Linked DNA regions of Homo sapiens: region 1 is linked to region 2. The links are chromatin loops, found by intact Hi-C in ENCODE. Cell type or tissue: IMR-90. All regions are shown on one strand. Each heading gives the region's core, and the rest is flanking DNA. Links, peaks and the distances in the headings are about the cores only.

Evidence for each region. Hi-C counts contacts between places; a loop is a spot of excess contacts. Peaks named below come from ENCODE experiments on the same cell type or tissue, not always from the same donor. Only the 100,000 strongest peaks of a DNase experiment are listed, where the experiment ranks them.
Region 1: a loop joins it to region 2, with 1.9 times the contacts of the local background. A loop is called at or near these places in 2 of 110 quality-filtered maps.

The regions. Positions count from the first base shown.
Region 1 is chr5:88,941,337-88,944,156 of GRCh38, forward strand. The region is part of intron 2 of MEF2C-AS1 (MEF2C antisense RNA 1); the gene reads left to right. Among named protein-coding and RNA genes, the nearest start is that of MEF2C-AS1, 59 kb to the left of the region's middle. In IMR-90, for the core only: no CTCF peak of the experiment used is centred there; a DNase peak (open chromatin) is centred at 1,385; H3K4me3 peaks cover 252 bases; H3K27ac peaks cover 1,374 bases.
Region 2 is chr5:88,784,391-88,787,210 of GRCh38, forward strand. The region is part of intron 3 of MEF2C (myocyte enhancer factor 2C); the gene reads right to left. Among named protein-coding and RNA genes, the nearest start is that of GSCAR, 89 kb to the left of the region's middle. In IMR-90, for the core only: no CTCF peak of the experiment used is centred there; DNase peaks (open chromatin) are centred at 1,151 and 1,611; H3K4me3 peaks cover 317 bases.

The DNA.
Region 1 (2,820 bases), core at 218-2,717, 160 kb after region 2:
GAAAATGTACAATAAAGACATCTCTTCTGGTCTTCCTCTGATGGTAATGTGTTCACTATTATACTGATGATGTAAGCTATGTATGTAAACCTATGCAGGTAAAATTCTGCTAAAGCCAATCCCACTACAAAACAACAACAACAACAAACCCCAAGTGGCATCTGAAGAGCTTGGGAATTCCAGGAATGTGATAAAAATGTTTTTAATAATACACGGAAAAATAATTTAGTGTGTAAATAATATTTTATAGTAAATGCTTCATTTTATTCCTTCCATATAACAACTGTCTTCTGTAATGAAAATACTTACTTGTTTGTTTAGTGTCTAAAGGTTGAGAAGGGAACTAGAATTGGCCTAAGGAGGCCCTCAGCCACCCATCATGTGACAGTATGGCCAGGAGGACTTACTCTCTGCTCTCCTCCTCTTGACATGCCTCAAACACACCAATCATTTGCACTTGGGAAATCAACCCTCACTAGCAAATTACTCCTGCCAACAAAATAACCCAATCAGCATGCAAAACTGGTAGCGAGCTGGGAGAGGGCGATGAGAGTGGTGTTCACATGGCTCCCTCTGTTTCCCTTTCCCCAGGTCTGGGCACACACTGTCAGTCAGTGGCCCCTGACTCAGAAAGAGGTTTGATTTAAACCATTTCATTTTCTGCTCTCAGACTGGGAATTTATTTAATATGAATGTCATCATTATAACAAAACTCAACTGTATTCTAGCAAAAATTTGGCTGATCTATGAAGAATATTGGAAGGAGAATCTGTGAACCCAAAAATACTAGACCACTGCTTATTCAGTTCTGCAATTTTGTCACTTTAATGGACTCTTCAGAGTGCCAAATCACTAGTCCTACTGACTATACAAAAATTGGCCATCAACATGCCTGCCTCCAACAAATTGTTGCTGTTACTTCATGTTATCCACTTTGGGCTTAGAGACTGAAGGCCAAAAAGCATCCAATTTTTATGGTAAAAAAGTGCATCAGGAGGGCAACTACATACAAAGTTACCCTCCCAGTTTGACCCTGTCCTTAAGTTTTTATTGCCTGAACTGGCACCAAAGAAACTCCTTGAAAATAACACATTCCTTGTCCATTCAGTGGTTAATGATGCTTAAAAAAAATCACAGTTTGTGACTGTGACCTAAATTATGCCAGAAGCTGTAAAACCATGGTTTCTTTAAATTCAAATATGACCCACATGCTTTAAAACCACTACACTGACCCTATAGTACTGTTGCTGAGTGTGCGTGTCCTCACATAAACACAGACACACACACACACACACACACACACACACACACACACTCCCCACTTGGCATTAAATGACTCGATAAAAGAAATGGTATTTTTCAGACTTCCATGTTAAAAAAAAGGCTCATGAAAGAGATGTAAGTGAGCTTTAAGCCAAACATTTGTTTGGCTTTGCTGCAGCAGGCTGCAGGAATGTAAACTTTTTTTTTTTTTTCAATGACTTCAGCTCCTAATTTGAAAGCTAGGATTTTTAGGAGTGAGCAAGAGACTATATTTGGCCAAAAAATTCTGCTGGCTTTACTTAGCCAATCTGCACATTCAAAACAATACTTCTTTATCAAAAAAACAATAGTCTGTTTTATTCACAGCACATGTAGAAGTTGGAACATCGACTAAATTCCACTTTCTTCTCTTGCAGTGTGTCTGTAACCAGCTAATGAGCTGCAACAGAGCCTGGCCTTCATTTTCAGCAAATTAAGTTCATCCCTCATAGGAATTGTGGTCTGGCTGTGGCACCGCTCCTAGGTATGGGTGGGATTTGTTTCTTCTAGCAGTTGTAGGTTAGCCACATGGGTACGTGCTGTCGCACCACACAACAAAATTTTCTCTATAATAACCAGTCTAAGTAGGCTTTTACCCCACAAAAGTAGATCCCATTTAATTTACTTTGTGTTTATAGCACTCCCTCTCAAACCGCACCATTGGCACAGACTAATATTTATACAACTTTTTATTTTAAACTATTTATTTGGAGTTGAGACTTCAGTAGCACTCCCTGTCAGATTCATTGAACAAGCTTAAATTCAGGATACTGAAAATGTAAATTGGGAAGAGGGATGTATGTTCTTGGGATTCTTTTCTCCCGTGCATGGACACCCAAACAACTCTCACTGTAGTAAAGGGAGGTTACACATGTGTTGATAACATTTGTATTACTGCTGGTAGGAAATTGAACATTGATGGGTGGTTTTAAAAGCCTGCTTTTGCCTATTGTGTTTCCACATTTCTTTGCCAATATAGTTGGTCAAATTAGTTATGCAAAATGCATCTAAAAACTTCTAATCCAAAAGTGTCAATGTTGTTAAAGATTTCTTTTCATACACAAAGAAATATTACATTGCTCCATTATTTTAATGGAAGTCGTTAGTCAAATACGCTTTTGCCACAGAAAGAAAAGGGAAAAAATTCTTAATTTTGTATCTGACCTCTGCTTTGGGGCCTTACTTTAAGTTACATTTTTCTTAAATAAAGCTTTTCTGTTTTTTAAAGTGAATGACGGGATGTTAACTTTAAATAGACATTTAACCACATAAAGTATAGTGGCAGATGGTTCATTTTTCTACTCAGGGTAGACACTTTATTCAGGTAATGATATTTAATCCTCATTTTCTATGAAATCTGCATGTTGTTCTTAAATCTGATACTATTTTGTGATTTAAAATGAGTGTTGGGTTAACTTTGTTTACAAGTGAAGTATTTATCCCTTTGATTCTCTTTTACTTTCTTCTTTTGGTAAACACCTATCCGTTTCTAAGACCCACTTATATGTTATCTCATCA
Region 2 (2,820 bases), core at 206-2,705:
TGCTTGAGCCAATATTGATAAATTATGTATAACATATAACTGTTTAAGATAAAATGCTACTAAAATAACTATATTATTTCATGTTTATAAATGTTACAGAATCTATTATATGTAGTAATTCACGTAGTACTCTTTCTGTATGATAGCCTAGCATAGTTACCATAGCTCATATCACTATTACATCTAAAAATATTTTTTATTTCAGCAGTTAAAAAGAACCAATATTTTCCATATTACAGACTTTGCTGAAGAGTCAGAAATGAATAATATAATATCAAAGGTAATAATTTCCCAAACTGAATTTATCCTGCATGGTACAAATGACTCAACAATGAAAATTTTGTTTAAAAAGTATTCATGTAAAAGGCTTTGTCCCTGGAATACAGCTCTAAGTGGCTCACTATCTAGGTTGAAAATGGTTTCGCAGGGTTGTATGTCCTATTTTTCCATGCCTGCAGTAAAGATACAATATGGGAATTCAGCTTGGTAATTACTAATACACCACACAGACACAATTACACCCTGTATGCTGCATAAAGGAATCACTTGTGGTCTGCATCCATTACAAAGAGCAGTAGGGGGCCAACATGCAAGACGACAAAATGCTTTACAAGACGGAAGGAGACCAGAAGAGTCGATGTACACAGATACAAGGACCTTGATTCTTCTAGCAATGATTTAAGCCTCTTTCCATCAATTATCGTCTTTTGTCTCAAGAGTCTTATCACCAGCAGCATTACAGGAACTGAACATAACAATGCTCAGACTCGTATAACCCTATGAACTGTGCTGACATTTCCACACCCTGTTGCTATGTTTGACCTGGTTTACAGATTACTTAAGCAAAACAAAATAGAAAAAAAAAGCATTCCCATTGCAAAACTGGCATACACACACACACACACACACACACACACACACACACACACGTATTTTTTTATGACTTACTCAGAATTCCATTTGTTGAAACTAAAAGCCATCCTACTCCAGAAATGCTATTTTTCAAAGTAGTTTCTACATCATTTTAAAGATTAAAAGTAAAAATCTGCTTGAGTGAAAATAATAATTTTAAGAAAGAGACTAAATGTTGGCATGTTAAGGGGATACAGACTGAACAAGAGAATTTCATGTCTCAGGGAGCTAAACTAAAATGAGTCAGCTGCTCTCTTAAGGTACAATGAGTCACAGGAATAATTTTCTTGCTGTGAAACTCCTTAAAGTTTTGAGTTTAATTGCAAGCAGTAAGTGGTTTTTATTATAACAGAGTTTCCTCTGTTAATTATTACACGACGTACATTATTTTACAATACTTTCATTTAAGATTCTCTTTTAAAATACATCTTACAAATATGAATTTTTAAGACCTTAGGAAAGTTAGTTATTTATGGCAGTTTGTCAGGTTCCCTGAAACAAAGCCTTGTCTTTCAGAAAATGTTTACAACCTATGAGGAAAAAAAAAAAAGTATCCTGGGGCTAAAATGTTTATTGGCACCTAGAAGTCTGAAGAGAGAGTCGGGCCTGTGGTTTTTTGAGGGCACTTTATCATCGCCCGCATTCTCAAAGGTTTCTCTGAATGAATAGAACTGGATTACTCAGCCTTCTATTCCACGCCTATTCCTCTCCATTTTCCTTGGCACGACTGAGAGCCAGGCTATTTTTAGTTAAGCAGTTTTCTATTTTTAGACAACTACCAGTTAGAAGACATTTGTTAGGGAAAAATTAAAAAAAAAGCACACACACACAAAGGGAGGAGGGAAAGAAGCTTCCTCCACATATTGTGAAGCAGCCTTCAACCTGTAACTCCAGGCATTTCAGCTGCTTTCAATCTTGGAAAAATAAAGAAAAATTCAGAGTTCAGGGTTTTAAAAATAAACCTACCCTCTGGCAAACAGACCAAAATACAACAAGCTGTTACTATGTGAAACAGTGACTACAAAAACAAAGAACATTCTCCAATGATTAAACTGCGAGAAAAGTTGAAGAACTGATTAGGTTGTAAGAATGTTGCACAGGCATGTAACAATTTTCCAGCCTCTCAGCCAGATGTATCATGTTTTAGAATTTAGAGAGGGGAAAAAAAAATCTCATCTGTAAAGTTAAACTAACGATGTGGGATGCAACTTTAAGGTTGAACCTTTTATTAAGCTTAAAGGCAATGAAATTCACTGCATTTTTCTAACATTTGTGTTCTATGGAATTTCTCTAGAAATTATAACCATCTGTTTATAGAAAAACCATACATTAAAAAATCCAGTGCTAACAGAAAACAAAAAATAAAGGCTGCTACATATACATACTACATATATGTGTGTATATATATACATATATGCATTTAATGTCCATATATCACTACATTTATTAGTCTCACTTTTAGTTTAAATGGGAAAAATGGTTCTCAGATTGGCTTAGCATATCAAATTATTCTACTTATTCAAGGCCATGCCTTCATCTGAAATCTACAGTAAGATTTTTCAGGTGCTCACAGTTGTAACTGCTTTCCTTCTCCTCTGTTAGCCCACTGTACTTTGTCTATATCTTATTATGGTTCAGATAATTGGGTATCATAATCACAGATGCATCACCAGTAACTGGCAGAATGCTTAGCAAATGATCTTCATGTCCATCAATATCTACTGAATGAGAGAACAAATACTGTGTATATTCTGTCCACCATGGACTGCTACTGGCCCTGGAGGGCCGTGAACACCATACTTTGCACATACACTTAATAAATACTTGTGGAAAAGAAAAAAAAAATCAATTCGTTGACCTTTGTTAGATCTTCTTAATTTATGTAAAATGCTACAGTTATTTATATAA